5 separate regions of the Homo sapiens genome follow, and all the other regions are linked to region 1. A link is a contact called in ENCODE Hi-C or POLR2A ChIA-PET data. All regions are on one chromosome and are shown on one strand. The core of a region is the stretch at or near the end of the contact, and the rest is flanking DNA. Distances in the headings are between cores, read along the strand shown.

The links. Hi-C counts contacts between places; a loop is a spot of excess contacts on that map. ChIA-PET counts read pairs that join two places held with the same protein, here RNA polymerase II (POLR2A). Pooled maps may share reads with other maps.
Region 2: a loop to region 1 is called in a pooled map, with 2.1 times the contacts of the local background. The contact joins the enhancer-like site here to the promoter of IFNLR1 in region 1. A Hi-C loop is called at or near these places in 2 of 37 single-sample maps with no recorded cell type and 11 of 50 pooled maps. POLR2A ChIA-PET finds 5 or more read pairs at or near these places in 4 of 52 experiments (H1, OCI-LY7, activated T-cell and 1 more).
Region 3: a loop to region 1 is called in a pooled map, with 4 times the contacts of the local background. The contact joins the promoter of LYPLA2 here to the promoter of IFNLR1 in region 1. A Hi-C loop is called at or near these places in 2 of 37 single-sample maps with no recorded cell type and 4 of 50 pooled maps. POLR2A ChIA-PET finds 5 or more read pairs at or near these places in 2 of 52 experiments (T-cell and WTC11).
Region 4: a loop to region 1 is called in a pooled map, with 8 times the contacts of the local background. The contact joins the enhancer-like site here to the promoter of IFNLR1 in region 1. A Hi-C loop is called at or near these places in 3 of 37 single-sample maps with no recorded cell type and 5 of 50 pooled maps.
Region 5: a loop to region 1 is called in a map with no recorded cell type, with 6 times the contacts of the local background. The contact joins the promoter of HMGCL here to the promoter of IFNLR1 in region 1. A Hi-C loop is called at or near these places in 2 of 37 single-sample maps with no recorded cell type and 3 of 50 pooled maps. POLR2A ChIA-PET finds 5 or more read pairs at or near these places in 3 of 52 experiments (AG04450, GM12878 and activated B cell).

What each region holds. Positions count from the first base shown.
Region 1 is chr1:24,185,886-24,189,048 of GRCh38, forward strand. It overlaps IFNLR1 (interferon lambda receptor 1), which reads right to left and starts at 1,404. Exons shown (of 7, transcript NM_170743.4): 1 at 1,306-1,404. The coding sequence starts at 1,363. RefSeq lists a silencer at 1,177-1,666.
Region 2 is chr1:24,479,981-24,482,851 of GRCh38, forward strand. No RefSeq gene overlaps it. Among named protein-coding and RNA genes, the nearest start is that of RCAN3AS, 21 kb to the right of the region's middle. RefSeq lists an enhancer at 1,201-1,310. Within about 2 kb of position 1,296, at least 9 of the 41 ENCODE cell types and tissues checked have a DNase peak (open chromatin) inside an H3K27ac peak, as active enhancers do; they include OCI-LY7, where a contact is called at or near this core.
Region 3 is chr1:23,789,872-23,792,813 of GRCh38, forward strand. LYPLA2 (lysophospholipase 2) reads left to right here and starts at 1,274. Exons shown (of 10, transcript NM_007260.3): 1 at 1,274-1,379; 2 at 2,786-2,889. The coding sequence starts at 2,812. LOC105376860 (a long non-coding RNA gene) reads right to left here. Exons shown (of 2, transcript XR_947067.3): 2 at 743-919. RefSeq lists a silencer at 1,452-1,511.
Region 4 is chr1:23,725,682-23,728,830 of GRCh38, forward strand. No RefSeq gene overlaps it. Among named protein-coding and RNA genes, the nearest start is that of ELOA, 16 kb to the right of the region's middle. RefSeq lists an enhancer at 2,670-2,819. Within about 2 kb of position 1,795, at least 20 of the 41 ENCODE cell types and tissues checked have a DNase peak (open chromatin) inside an H3K27ac peak, as active enhancers do.
Region 5 is chr1:23,824,058-23,826,876 of GRCh38, forward strand. It overlaps HMGCL (3-hydroxy-3-methylglutaryl-CoA lyase), which reads right to left and starts at 1,372. Exons shown (of 9, transcript NM_000191.3): 1 at 1,299-1,372. The coding sequence starts at 1,358. LOC105376861 (a long non-coding RNA gene) reads right to left here. Exons shown (of 3, transcript XR_947068.2): 2 at 2,027-2,126; 3 at 1,483-1,531. RefSeq lists an enhancer at 1,373-2,241.

The DNA.
Region 1 (3,163 bases), core at 154-2,653:
TGTCATTCATTCTGCTTCCATGGAAAGGGCGCTAGGCTCAGAGACAGATGCTAACTAACTTGCCTGAGGCTACACAGTCAGTTTGTGTGGGAGCCAGTATTTGAACTTAGATCTGGCTGTACTTACTCCTAAATCATCACACCATAGTTAGTGTTGTGTATATTAAATACTTATCAGGTGAAAGTACAAGAAGGTCTGGGTTTGACAGTGAAAGGGGAACAGAAGACCCCACCCTCCCTCCACACACAGGTACACGGTCCCTCATCAGCCACAGAGAACGCTGCTGTGGGCACTGGGGGCTGGAGCATCCCTGGCTGGCCTAGTGACCCAGTGGATGGACAGCCTGTCCCACGTGCCTACCCTGGAGGCAAAAGCTAGCCAGGCTTGCTTTAGCCCCTCTTCTCTCTTCTGTGTGCCTCACCTCTGCCATCCTTCTTGAGGAATTCCCTGAATTGCTCTGAGCCTCAGTTTTCCCATCGGAAAAGTAAAAATAATATCTACCTCCGAGGATGGCTGGGTCGTGAGGCTTCCAGAATAATGCGGTGCCTGGCACAAAGAAGTTGCTGAATAAATATAGGCTTTTATGATGATTGGATTATGCCCAGGGACCTTTACAGCTCTTTAAACTGTGAGTCCAAGACTAGGAAAATATCCTGGGGGCGATTTCTGGACCTTCTCTTCCCTGCTTCGGTTGGAGTCGTGGGCGGTGAGGTTTGGTGGTTGGGTCCTACGGCGAGGAATTTTGTACCTGACACCTTACTCATCAGTAGAGGTGGGAAAACAACAACAACAACAACAACAACAAAACAACAACAAAACAACAACCACCACCAAAAGAAAGCCGTCTTGTTAGAAAGCAGGGCACAGGCGACCAGAGCTCCGTCCCACCAGAGGCCTGGCAGGAACGGGAAGGGACATCAATCGGTCCCACTTTCCCTGCTGTCCACACTTTAGGGTCAAGTGTGGTTTTCACGCAGGGATCAGTGCTTTCTTTAGGAAACATTAAAAAGCACTTTATTAAAAAATATGCAGTATCAAACTGCCGCTGTCTTTTTTCTCCAGTTCTCCTGAAGCTGGAAGCATTAGGAAACTGGATTCGTTTCCTGCGGGAGAGGAATATCAAAGACCCGGTTCTGTTCAGTCCTGGGAAGAAGCAAACTGGGGGCGCGTAGGCAGGGCCGATTCGCACCCGGCTCGGGTGGCTGCGGACCCCGTGCCTGTCCCAGGAGCTCCGGGTCCGAGGGTAGGCGCGGCCCGGCCCGGGGAGCCCTCTTCCCCCTCCCTCCCGCGGCCCCGCGCCCTTACCTGGAGCGGCCTGCAGCAGGCACAGGAGCAGGGGGCCCCAGCGCTCGGGCCCCGCCATGGCCTTCCTGCCGCGGCGTCCCCGCCCGGGCCCAGGTCCCCGCCTCCCGCCTCCCGCCTCCCGTCTCCTAGCCCACCGCGGGCAGGTGACGCAGTCGGCAGCCAATGGCCCGCAGAGCCGCGGGCCCGTCCCTGCCGCCTAGGATTCACTGAGAAGGTCCCTGGGGACAGCCCCGCCGCGGGGGGAGGGGGGGGGGGGAGCGCGCCGGTCCCCGCGCTCGAAACTCGCCCGTACCTCTGCTTCATCTGCACTTAGTTTTGTTTTACTCAATTCCCGGAAAAAAAAATCAGTAAATCCGTGCACGGGGGAAGGGCAGGGGAGGGGAAGAAACCGGCTGATGATCAATAACCCACGGCCAGTCCAGTGCTCCAGGACGGGCCATTTTGGCAGGATTAGGGAGAGTTCAAGGCCGGTTTGGCTACGCGGCCTCAATGCCATTGGCGGGATCCGAGCGCGTTTCTGAGCCGGATGCTGAGCTCCGCGCCTTACACACGCGATTCCCTTTAATGCCCCCGGGGATCCCGGCGGATCCGTGCTGCCCTTCTCCACGTACTTCTCTCCCGGGGAGCGGCAGGCCCCAGAGCTTCAGGTGCTTGTTCTGGGGAAAGCTGTCTTTCTGACCCCGAAGGCTGTGGTGTTCACCTGGACAGCAGTAGCTTCCCAGTAAGGCACACGCCACGACGCGCAATATTATGCGGCCCTTTAGGAGGACGTTGCCGAATGGTGTGTATCGACACCGAGGTGTTTGCAACACACTGAGAAACAGAAAAGCGAGTGCTAAAACATAGGCCCATTAAAAAAGTGTGTGTGTAGCCGGGCGCGGTGGCTCACGCCTGTAATCCCAGCACTTTGGGAGGGTGAGGCGGGTGGATCGCCTGAGGTCAGGAGTTGGAGACAAGCCTGGCCAACATGGTGAAACCCCGTCTCTACTAAAAATACAGAAAATCAGCCGGGCGTGGTGGCATTCACCTGTAATCCCAGCTATCAGGGAGGCTGAGGCAGGAGAATCGCTTGAACCCAGGAGGCGGAGGTTGCAGTGAGCCGAGATCGCGCCACTGCACTCCAGCCTGGGCGACAGAGTGAAACTCAGTTTCAAAAAAAAAAAAAAAAGTGTGTGTGTGTGTGTGTGTGTGTGTGTGTGAGTCTGTCTGTATGCATAGAAAGATATTTGGAATAATAATTACCAAAATATTAATGGTTGTTGTCTTTGGGTGATGAGGATTTTCTTTTTCAACTTTCTTCTTTTCTGATCATATTTCGTTTCCAATTTTTTGATAATTATTTGAAACTGGGATCAGCTTTGGTCCCATCAGTTTTTGGAAGAGAAAATGATTTTCACAGAGCTTGGTGGGTCCAAAAGTTGCTCTGAGTTTAACCGCGGGGGAAATTTCTTTTGGAAATTTCAGGATGCTTCTGGGACTAGCATCAAGGCTTCTGCTTAATCAGGATTTTTTTTCTTTTTTTTTTTTTAGACAAAAGCTCTGTCGCCCAGGCTGGAATGCAATAGTGTGATCTTGGCTCACTGCAACCCCGCCTCCTGGGTTCAAGCTATTTTCTCACTTCAGCCTCCCAAGTAGTTGGGATTACAGGCACCTGCCATCATGCTCAGCTAATTTTTGTAGAGATGGGGTTTCACCATGTTGGGCAGGCTGGTCTTGAACTCCTGACCTCAGGTGACCTCAGCCTCCCAAAGTGCTGGGATTACAGGCATGAGCCACTGTGCCTGGCCTTAATTAGGATCTCTTAACAAAGCCCTGCTCACAGAGGACGCAATTCCACCTCAAAGGCGCAGGGTGGAGG
Region 2 (2,871 bases), core at 46-2,545, 290 kb after region 1:
ACGGCCCATGGTAGGGATATTGGAGCAGCAGGCAAGGAAACGAATGGACCTCCAGCTCTGTTCTGTCGGGAGACAGACCTATGGAGAGCTGGAGCCGAGTCCCATGTCCTTCAGCAGATGTCTTGTCCCAAGGCAGCCAGCAGCTCCATGCTCATGCACCTGAGGAGGAAGCCGATGACCAGGCCTGCTCACTTCCTCCAAGATGAAAATCCCCCCTCACATTCAGGGGATGATGGTACGCCTTCGGGTAAACAAATGCACACAACTGCAAAGGAAATCTCTAGTAAGTACTGTAGTTCTTTATTTATAAATGGGATTGTCCACCAAGAATCGCAAGACATTTGAGGAAATTCAACAGCTTGAAAGAGAGAGACTAAAATGACTGAGGCCGGGCACAGTGGTTCACACCTACAATCCCAGCACTTTAAGAGGCCGAGGCGGGAGGATTGCTTGAGACCGGGAGTTTGAGACCAGCCTGGGCAACCTGGTAAAACAATGCACACAATGCATGGTGCATGAGAGGCCCTGTCTCTACAAACGGTGAGACCCTGTCTCTACAAAAATACAAAAAATTAGATGGGCATGGTGGTGCACACTTGGAGTCCCAGCTACTTGGGGAGCCGAGGTGGGAGGATCACCTGAGCCCATTGATATGGAGGCTGCAGTAAGCCATGATTGCACCACTGCACTCTAGCCTGAGCGACAGAGCAAGACCCTGTCTCAAAAAATTTAAAAAATAAAATAATTGAGTTAATATAAGAATGGCAGGATAATGCAGACAGGGCAGTGGTTCATTAAATTACTTTCTCTATTTTATGTCTACATGAAGTGGTTTTTGAGACTGAGCTCCGCTCTTGTCACCCAGGCTGGAGTACAATGGTGCGATCTCGGCTCACCACAACCTCTGCCTCCCGGGTTCAAACGATTCTCCTGCCTCAGCCTCCCAAGTAGCTGGGCCTACAGGCATACGCCACCACGCCTGGCTGATTTTTGTATTTTTAGTAGAGATGGGGTTTCACCATCTTGGCCAGCTGGTCTCGAACTCCTGACCTCAGGTGATCCGCCCACCTCGGCCTCCCAAAGTGCTGGGATTACAGGTATGAGCCACTGCGCCCAGCCTATGTGAAGTTTTCATAGTAAAAAATGAAAAGTAAGTGTCACTGAGCACTTACTAGGAGCTAAGCACTGGATATACAGTGGAGAAGGAGAGAGAGTGCCCCTCCCCCATGCAGAGCAGTCAGAAATTAAAGCAAACCACATAAAGTGTGGTGAATGTTATAACTGAGGGAGCAATGACACTTCACAGTGTCAGGACGAAGCAGGAAGCGAGAGAACCAAGAAAGGGAAATGGAAGCTGTGGGGGTGGCCCTAGCAGTGACAGAGCAGGCAGTGTATCTTGTGCCTGGAGGCTTTCCTTTCCCCAGGACCCAGTGCAAAATGAAAATGGAGGGGCCCTTAGTTCAAAAACCAAGAAAAAGTGCCACCAAGGGACTTCTAAAAGCTTTTTTCTCTCTTTAACAACAGTCTCTCTCTTGACTTTTTAAATGTGTTACTTAATGTCATTTTCAGTAAAGGCAAATTAAAATTTTAAATGATTAGCATGAATTTTTTACCCATTCATCTTTGTTTTCTGCAATACCCATTTTAAATGCAAATATAAGAGCACTTAACTCGTATCTGTAATCACTGTAGTATAGAATTTGTGTTTCATAGCTCATACATACGTATTTTGTTCTTACCAGAACAGTGAGAACCCTGCATGAAACACACTCAACTGTGTTTATTTCATTTATTGATTGCACACATTCTACCACCTCTCTCTGCCTTCAGCTTGTTGATGAGTCAAGAAGGACTAAAAGGAAACGCCAGAAGTCCCAGCTACTCAGGAGGCAGAGGCAGGAGGATCGCTTGAGCCCAGGAATTTGACTCTACAGAAACTAAACATTATTAGCCAGGAGTGGTGGCACATGCCTGTGGTCCTATCTGCTCAGGAAGCTGAGGTGAGAGGATGGCTCGAGCCCAGGAGTTCAAGCCTGCAGTGAACTATGATCATACCACTGCACTCCAGCCTGGGTGACAGCAAGACCCCGATTCTTTAAAAAAAAAAAAAAGACTGAAAGGAAAAGACACTGTGGGTTGCCCCACCTTTTCCTGTCTCTCTATGTCATCATTGTCAGTGTAAGCTGTTGGCTGACACAGGAGGTAGCATTAGTAAGGAGGACATGATAGGGCTCCTTGTCCACAGCCTTCTTTCTGTGTTTACAGAAAGTTTGGGTTGGAAGAGAAAGCATGGCCTCCCATTAGGCCAGCCCTTCCCCACCCCCATCCTGGCCCCCCACAGAATCATAAACATAACACACTTAACCTTGTTTTAAGACAGGGTCGGCCTGGCACAGTGGCTCACGCCTGTAATCCCAACACTTTGGGAGGCTGAGGCAGGCAGATCACCTGAGGTCAAGAGTTCGAGACCACCCTGGCCAATATGGTGAAACCTTGTCTCTACTAAAAATACAAAAAAATTAGCCAGGCGTGATGGCGCACGCCTGTAATCCCAGCTACTTGGTAGCCTGAGGCTGGAGAATCGCTTGAACCCCGGAGGCGGAGGTGGCTATGAGCCGAGATCGCGCCACTGCACTACTCCAGCCTGGGCAACAAAGCAAGACTCGGTCTTCAAAAAAAAAAAAAAAAAAAAAGGTCTCGCTCTCTGTCTTCCAGGCTGGAGTGCAGTGGGGCGATCTCGGCTCACTGCAACCTCCGCCTCCCCTAGTTCAAGCAATTCTCATGCCTCAGCCTCCCGAGTAGCTGGGATGACAGGCCTGTACTACCATGCCTGGCTAATTTTTTGTATTTTTTTTTTAGTAGAGCTGGGAT
Region 3 (2,942 bases), core at 24-2,523, 400 kb before region 1:
TGTACTGTTTTCTTTTTCTTTTCTTTCTTTTTTTTTTTTTTTTTTTTTTGAGACAGAGTCTCGCTTTGTTGCCCAGGCTGGAGTGTAGTGGCACTATCTTGGCTCACTGCAAGCTCCGCCTCCCGGGTTCACGCCATTCTCCTGCCTCAGCCTCCCCCCGAGTAGCTAGGACTACAGGCGCCCGCCACAGCGCCAGGCTAATTTTTTGTATTTTTAGTAGAGACAGGGTTTCACCGTGTTAGCCAGGATGGTCTCGATCTCCTGACCTCGTGATCCGCCCGCCTCAGCCTCCCAAAGTGCTGGGATTACAGGAGTGAGCCACCGCGCCTGGCTGTACTGTTTTCTTTCTGTTCAAAGAAAACACTAGTATAGGTTAGGCTGGGAGAGTGAGTCCTAAGCGGCTGAGGGTCAAGTGTGACTCATTTCCTATTTGCAGATCCCCACACATTCTCAGGGACATGCTCCTTCAACTCAGTTTGCCTGCCTTCTGACTTTTCTGTGGTCCCTGATACCTATTTCCACTTCAGCTTGATGGCAGCGTTTTGTGCACTGTCTGCATGACATTGCTTGTGAAGGGCAGCGCTAACACTGCCAGTGCCTGTCCAGCTCTCCTGATACGGCCTTTGTATTTTTCCTAGGTCCTTTTTTGCGTGATTAACACCTCACGCTGTGATTTTACTGTATAAACCATGTTCACACAACCTCATTTAAGCCTACCAACAAAGCTGTGAAGGAGGCAGGGTGGTTATTACCATTTTATATATCAGGAAGCAGATCCAGAGAGGCAGAATTTAAATGGAATCCCGAGGTTGCTGTTTACATGCCTTCCTTGAGCCTCAGTTTCCCCATCTTCAAGGCTGGAGAACTAGATGATCTGTAAGGTCTCTTCGGTTCAGAGTGTGTCATTCCATTCATGATCCTGGAATAGGGCATGAAAGCCAGTGGCAGACACCCGAGGCCTTAAGAGGTGTGTCCCATGAGGATGGGAAGGTGGTAAAGTTTATGCAAACAATAGTGTGAGGGATGCCTCTCCTTCCGGTCGGCCCTCCTCCAGGAGGCGCATGGGTGGTGGTAGCAAGTGGGAGTCTTGGGTGCCCTGTCTCGAATCTACAAGGTGGGAGCGGGTGAGAACCCAGCGACTGCGCGGCTGAATGACAGGGAGTAGCCCCGCCGCCTCCAACATGGCAGCTTCTATCCAGCGAAGCCGGGTCCCCGCTTCCGGGTTCCGTACTGTCGGCCAGGCTACTTCCGGCAGCGCGATGGCTGGGTTCCCGGGACTCGAACGGAAGTTCCGGCGGGGGCGGCCGAGGGGGAAGAGTGTGTCTGCGGGAGAAAGAGGAGAATCGCCCAAGCGGCCTCGGAAGTCCCAGGGAGTGGAGGTACCCAGCCGGCGGCTGCGGAGGATGGGCGTGTAGGGGGAGGTCGGCCTCGGGAGGGTCCCGGAGAGCGGGGAGGGGGAACCGTGATGGGGGGGATGGGGGTGGGGAGTGAGGTGCGAAGGCGCTGTCCAGTCTTGGGGACTTCGGGAGTGGAGCGGGGCTAGGCAAGGGGGTGTCTGAGTATAAAGAGACAGACTTCAGGGTCGGAAATAGAAGAGCCCATTGTGGGGCGGGGGCTTCCCCAGAGTCAAAGGTACAAAGCTTTATTGTGGGCAGGTGGGAGTCCTGGGTCAGGGTAGAAAATTTCACTGGGTAGGGTGACCTTTGGTCAGAACAGAAGTTCCCATTGTGGGGAGCGGGAGATCCTGGGTCAGGGTGGAAGTTCTCAAGGTGTATAGAGAGAGACAGGTCAGGGGGAAGGCACCCCTCCGAGGAGGGAGCCTGGGCGGGAGGTGCAAGTCCCCACGGTGGAGAAGGAAGGGAATCGCAGCTCAGGGCAGGAGGTGCATTCCCCATGGGAAGAGGAACCCCGGGTCACAGGTGAACGATCCCATTGTGGGGAGCTGCCCTCAGGGGTCAGAGATGGAAGGTGAGGCCAGTTGGGAGGGGTGGGCAGGCACTTGAGGCAGGTAGTGGAAGCTTCCGGCGAGTTTGGAGGACGCCGAGGATGGGGAGGGGCCAGCCAGCCTGACATTCTTTTGTGTGTTTGGGAGTCCCAGAGCGTGGTCAAGCCAGGGCTCGTTTGCAGTCAGTGGCAGCAGCAGCAGGTAGCTCCGTTTAGGGGGGGCGTGGAGCACCAGTTTGGGGGTGGGTGGAGTTCTTACGCTTTCTGGGGACATGGGCAGCCCCCTGGGGGTCTGGGAATGGATGGGCCAGAAACTGCTGTGAAGGCTGGATGGGGGCTGGGTGGGGGGAGGTTGAGATGGGGGTTGGAGGCGGCACTGAGTAGGGGATGGAAGCTCCTTTCCCTGGCACTTTTCTCTCCATTTCCCATAGGGCCCGGAGTTGGGGAGGCAGGGACCCAGGGATGATTGGAGAGGAGGGGGAAGGCACTCACCCCTGAGGAGTTAGAGGGGGAATGAAGCAGGCGTGCCGCTGCCTCCCCTCTGCCCCCTGCCCTACAGTCCCTATGCCCTGCCTCTGCCTGTCTCCAGCAAGCTCAGGTCCTGTGGTTGGGCCAGAACCAGAGACACATGTTCTGGGCCACTAGGGAGGCTGTCTCTGCCTTTCAGCCCTGGAACTGAGGCAGACTTCTTCTCCTGTGCCCTGGGACTTCTTGCTTGACTATTCTTTGTGCCCAGGACAGAACCTGGGTGCTGTGTGGGGCTGATGGCCTGGTGGCCTCTTGGGCCAGGAGTGTGTCCTGTGCCTGGTTTTGCTCTTGACCGCCGCCCCGATGTATGCAGGCCCCCGCCGTGGAGCCGTGTGGTGTATGTGTGGTAACACCATGTCTGTGCCCCTGCTCACCGATGCTGCCACCGTGTCTGGAGCTGAGCGGGAAACGGCCGCGGTAAGGGTCCCCTTTCACCCACGGCCAGACACTGTGGGAGCAGCTGGAGGACC
Region 4 (3,149 bases), core at 545-3,044, 460 kb before region 1:
TTATATTTTTAGTACAGACAGGGTTTCACCATGTTGGCTAGGCTGGTCTCCATCTCCTGACCTCATGATCTACCCGCCTCAGCCTCCCAAAGTGCTGGGATTACAGGTGTGAGCCACCACACCTGCCTTATTTATTTATTTATTTATTTACTTATTTATTTTGAGATGGAATCTTGCTCTGTCGCCTAGGCTGGAATGGCACGATCTCGGCTCACTGCAGCCTCCATCTCCCAGGTTCAAGCAATTCTCCCGCCTCAGCCTCCCAAGTAGCTGGGATTACAGGCACCTGCCATCACGCCTGGCTAATTTTTGTATTTTTAGTAGAGATGGGGTTTCCCCATGTTGGCCTGGCTGGTCTTGAACTCCTGATCTCAGGTGATCCGCCTGCCTTCACCTCCCAAAGTGCTGGGATTAGAGGCGTGAGCCACCGCACCTGGCCTAAAATTTTTTTTTTTGTAGAGACTGGGTCTCGCTCGCTTTGTTACCTGGGTTGGTCTTAAATTCCTGGGCTCAAGTGCTCCTCCCGTCTTGGCCTCCCAAAGTGTTGGGATAATAGGAATGATCCACCTTACCCTGCCTTAAATATTTATAAGTTAAATAAATTACAGTAAGTCTACAAAATGGAATAGCATGCTGATATGGAAGGTGCTCCACAGTGTATTATTAAGAGAAGGATAAGCGGGCCGGGCGCGCTGGCTCACACCTGTAATCCCAGCACTTTGGGAGGCCGAGGTGGGTGGATCACCTGAGGTCGGGAGTTCAAGACCAGCCTGACCAATATGGAGAAACCCCGTCTCTACTAAAAATAAAAAAATTAGCTGGGCGTGGTGGCGCATGCCTGTAATCCCAGCTACTCGGGATGCTGAAGCAGGAGAATTGCTTGAACCCAGGAGGCAGAGGTTGCGGTGATCGGAGATTGCACCGTTGCACTCCAGCCTGGGCAACAAGAGTGAAACTCCGTCTGAAAAAAAAAAAAAAAAAAGAGAAGGGTAAGCATGTTGCAGGATGGTATGTGGCATCCCATTGGGGTATTAAAAGCCACCATAGACAGTGCTTCTGTCTTGAAAAAAAGGCACTGAACTGGTAACAGTGGTGAACATGAAGAGGGAATTGGTGGGGTTGGTGAAGTGGGGACTCACTCTGCAGAAGCTACTAGAGGCAGGCAGCCACCTGCCTTGCGAGATTCAAGCTGTGTTGTAAGACTGCTGGATTCAAATCTCAGTTCTGCCTCCAATTAGCTGTGTGGCCTTTGACTAGTCATGAACCTTCTGTGCCATAGTTTCCTCACAAGTAAAATGGGCTTAGTAATTGTTTCTATCCCACAGGGTTGAAGTGAGAATCAAATTATTTAGCTCACGTGATACATTTAAGTGCTTAGCATATTAATATGCTTAATTAATATTAGCTAAGTCAGAAATTCTTGAGTTTCCATTCCTGTTTTGCCACCCATTGGGCAAATTTCTTAACTTCTTTATGCCTCAGTTTCCAATTGTGAATGAACAATGTTGATGATAGCATCAACCCTGTAGGGTTTTAAGGATTTGGGATAATAGGATGTCAGTATCTCACTGAAGAAACTGTCCCTGGCCGTAGTTCCTGGCTCCATTGCAGAGTTGGTAATACCAGTCTCTGAATTTTCTTCCTGAGAGTGGATCCCATTAAATCTCTAGCCAAGGAGGAGCGTACTTCTGTGCTTCTAGGGCTAGACAGAACGGAAGATGGTGCAGCAGCCCCAGCGTGGGAGGCCGGGGCTGTAGTGGGGATGTGGTGAAAGACGTAGGGCTCTCTCTGTTGCTCTCAGCTGCAGCCACGTGTTGCCCCATGGAGACTGGGCCAGGAGCTGCTGGATCTTACTGTTTCTCAAGAGAAGTTGTGAAATCTCCTCATTTTAAACTCTTGGCAATTATTTCATTTTTGTAAACATTGGGAGAGCAAACAAAACATGTCGGTAGGCTGTATTTAGCCCACAAGCTGCCAGTTTGCTATCTATGTTCTAGGCTTTCTGTGCTTGACTTAGCAAAATATTTACTAAGCGCCTGCTGTACCTGTAGCTCCTCAGTACCTGGTCATGTTTACTGTTCTGCCACCTCAGGCGTGCTGGCTCAGTCATCCTATCAGGTACTAAATCAGTTTAGTGGGCTTGAAATGGTGTTTCAATTCAAATTAAAATGCAATTTGCATTTCCCTGATTACTGCTGAGATTGAACATTTAAAAAAAATACATCTATAGAACTTTCTTCTCCCTCAGTAGAATTTTTGTTTTAAGTCTTCAGATCATCCTTTAGGTATGGAGAGATTTAGGGCTTCCCTAGTGAAATATTTCTTTTGAATAACATCACATCCACTAGCCTGGACTCTTGTTTAGGTTTGGGGCTGTCTGCACATCTCAGGAGGCCAAGCATCAAGCCCAGTACCGCCACAGAGGGGGGGTTCAATAAATATTTGAATGAATCTTTATTCCTATTTCAAGAGCGTATTTCTTCTTTATTCTCTAGTTCTTGGCACAAGTATTATTGATTTAGTTATCAGCGTATTCAACAATCACAACTCCCCACTTTGGTGAGGAAACACACTTTCTAGAGGTTTGCCTGTGTCCTGCCCCATTCAAACCAGGAAGTGAAAGGGGAATCTGCTGGCCTTAAGGGAACAATGATTCTTTTTTCTTTTCTTTCTTTCTTTCTTTCTTTTTTTTTTTTTTGAGATGGAGTCTTGCTCTGTTGCCTAGGCTAGAGTGCAGTGGGGCAATCTCAGCTCACTGCAATCTCCGCCTCCCAGGTTCAAGTAATTATCCTGCCTCAGCTTCCCGAGTAGCTGGAATTAGAGGTGCCTGTTACCACGCCCAGCTAATTTTTGTATTTTTAGTAGAGACGGGGTTTCACCATGTTGGCCAGGCTGGCCTCGAACTTCTGACCTCAGGTGATCCACCCACCTCAGCCTCCCAAAGTGCTGGGATGACAGGCGTGAGTCACCGCGCCCGGCCTACAGTGACTTCTCTAGAGAGTAGTTCCTTGAGGGCTGCAGAAGGTCATGCTAGTTTGAACATAGTGGTTCCATGTGGCTGGTTTTACATCTGTGCTCAGATGATTTGTTTTTTTTTTGTTTTTTTGTTTTTGTCTTCAAGGTAGAAGAACACTCTAGTCCCACAGGCC
Region 5 (2,819 bases), core at 122-2,621, 360 kb before region 1:
CTGGTTAAACATCCCGTTCCTCCTCTGTAAAGCTCTGCTCAGAGAGGGTCCCCCTAACCACACAAGTACTGTGCCACAGTGTCCTGAGGTATGGTGTACCTGCATCAACACCAACAGCGAATACTGACTAAACCCAGTGTTAAACTACAGGCCAGGGACTATTATTATCCCAACTCCGTAGGTGAAGAAACTAAGCCTCAGAAAGGTTACCCAAAAATCACAATTAGAAAGTGACAGAGCTTGGACTTGAACCCATATCTAGGCCTAATACTAATACTGGTTCCTATGCTTGGAACCCCATGGAGGGCCATCTCATTACACCAAATATTTCTTAAAAGCTTATTAATATCTACTATTGCGTTTAACTTTCCAAGTTGGAATTGCCATCTTCATTTTACACATGAGCAGGTGGTGCAGGTGAATGGCCAAGTAAAGATATTAACGTGGCTTTCTGAGAGGGACCCAGTGCCAGGAGTGTATTTTTCCCTCTATACAGTTATAACTCCTTCTCAACTCCCTAAGGTAAAAATACCACCACCGACTGATCACTTATTAGGAGCCAGAACACTGCCAGATGTGTTACTTACATTTTCTCTAATTTCCAAAACAACCCCAAGGGAATGTTGTCCGTTTTACAGACGAAAGAGCTGAGGTTTAGAGAAAGTAAATAACTATGTCATTAAGTCTAGAAAGTGGCAGAACTATTGGGACACCCTAGCTTCAGCTTTTATTTTTTCTGCTCCATACAGCTACGTCTCCCACACTTTTTCTGCGCTGAGAATGGGAGAGGGGAAAACATCAGGATCGAACAGGATCAAAGTGCAATTCCAAGGGAATCACAGCTTGGCTCCAATCAACGCAAGTCCCGCTCGGTAGGCTGGGATAGTTCCCCAAGCATCTCTAAAAGCAACAACAGTTGGAAATGGAGACGAAGGAAATGGAAGCGTGTTCTTGATTTTCACTAATGAAGAGTTGGAGAGGTCTGAAGTTCAATTAGAGGGAGAAAGGGGCCAGGGTCATCGGAAAGGGCCCTGGGCGGGGAATCAGGGCACCTAGGATGGCGTCCCAGGTCTCCATGACCCAGACAAGTCACTCCACCTCTCCGGACCTCAGTTTTCCCATCCCCTTCAAAGGATTTGAGGGGAAAAGGGAGGGTCCAGGACTCCAACGCCCTCCCGACTCTGGCCTGAGAGCTGTCCGGCCTCGCCTCTAAGAGAGCAGTCACCACGGGCCAAGCCCCCAACCCTGACAGTCAGAGTGCCTGCAGGGCCGCCGCCTCGGCGGCTCGGGGCACTTACAGCCCGGAGGGACGCCAAGCCCACCAGTCGCCGCGGAAGCGCCTTCCTCATTGCTGCCATCTTGGCCCAGAATCCCCCGCGGCAGTCCAGCTGGGCCCCGCGTGACCGATGGCTCGTCTGGTGGGCGCGGCCCCGCCCCCGCCCCTCCGCCGTGACTTCCGAAGCTGGCTCCACCCCCAGCCTCTCTCCGTTTTGATTCCGAGCGCCTCTTCCATGCCAGGCCAAGTGAGACGCTAGGAATATAAAGATGAACAGAATCAGCCTGGACACCATGTAATCCTAGCACTTTGGGAGACCGAGGCGGGTAGATCACCTGAGGTCAGGAATTCGAGACCAGCCTGGCTAACATGGCGAAACCCCCGTCTCTCCAAAAAATCCAAAAAAAAAAAAAAAAAAAAAAAAAAAAAAAAAAAGCCGGGCGTGGTGGTGGGCGCCTGTAATCCCAGCTACTTGGGAAGCTGAGGCAGGAGAATTGTTTGAACCCGGGAGGCGAGGTTGCAGCGAGCGGAGATCGTGCCACTGCACTCCAGCCTGGGCGACACAGTGAGAGCCTGTCCAAAACAAAAAACCCAAAACCAAACAAACAAAAACATGAAAAGAAATTAACCAAATTCTGTGGCTTCTTGTGTTTAGAGTGTGGGAGGTGTGAGGAGACACATATTAATAGTTACACAAACAGTTGTGTCATTTCTAACTTGCACTATAAGAAGCAACGATTTGCTACTCACTGTTCCGAGTTCTTAGCACGGATTAACTCACGCATCACGATCTTCAGGATTCAAACACAGGCAGGCAGCTCCAGAGAGGGGGCATCCTTAGATTTCATACCTTAAAAAAATGATTAAGATTTATCTAGGTGTACTTTCTGAAGGGCTGAAAAAAAAAAAAATCTATCCAGGTGAAGAGGATACAAGAAAAACTTTCCAGACGGTGTAGCATTCGCAATGGCCCTGAGGCAAAGAAAATGCTGAGAACACTGTTTTTCTCTCTTTTGTTTTGTTGGTTTGTTTTGTTTGTTTGAGATGGAGTCTCACTCTGTCACCCAGGTTGGAGTGCAGTGGCGCGATTTCGGCTCACTGCAACCTCCGCCTCCCGAGTTCAAGAGAGTCTCGTGCCTCAGTCTCCCGAGTAGCTGGGATTACAGGTGTGCACCACCACGCCTGGCTAATTTTAGTGTTTTTAGTAGAAACGAGGTTTCACCGTGTTGGCCAGGCTGGTCTCAAATTCCTGACCTCAGGTGATCCGCCCGCCTTGGCCTCCCAAAATGCTGGGATTACAGGCGAGAGCCACCGCCCCCGGCCAGAGCACTGTTTTCAAACTGTATGTTGTACCCCACTAATTGGTCACAGTATCAATTTAGTGGGTACAAACTTTATTTAAAACAAAGAACTAGAATTTTATCTATCTATCATCTATCTATCTATCTATCTATCTATCTATCTATCTATCCATCTATATTTATTTATTAAGACGAAGTCTCACTGTGTTGCCCAGGCTGGAGTGCGGTGGCGTGATCTCGGC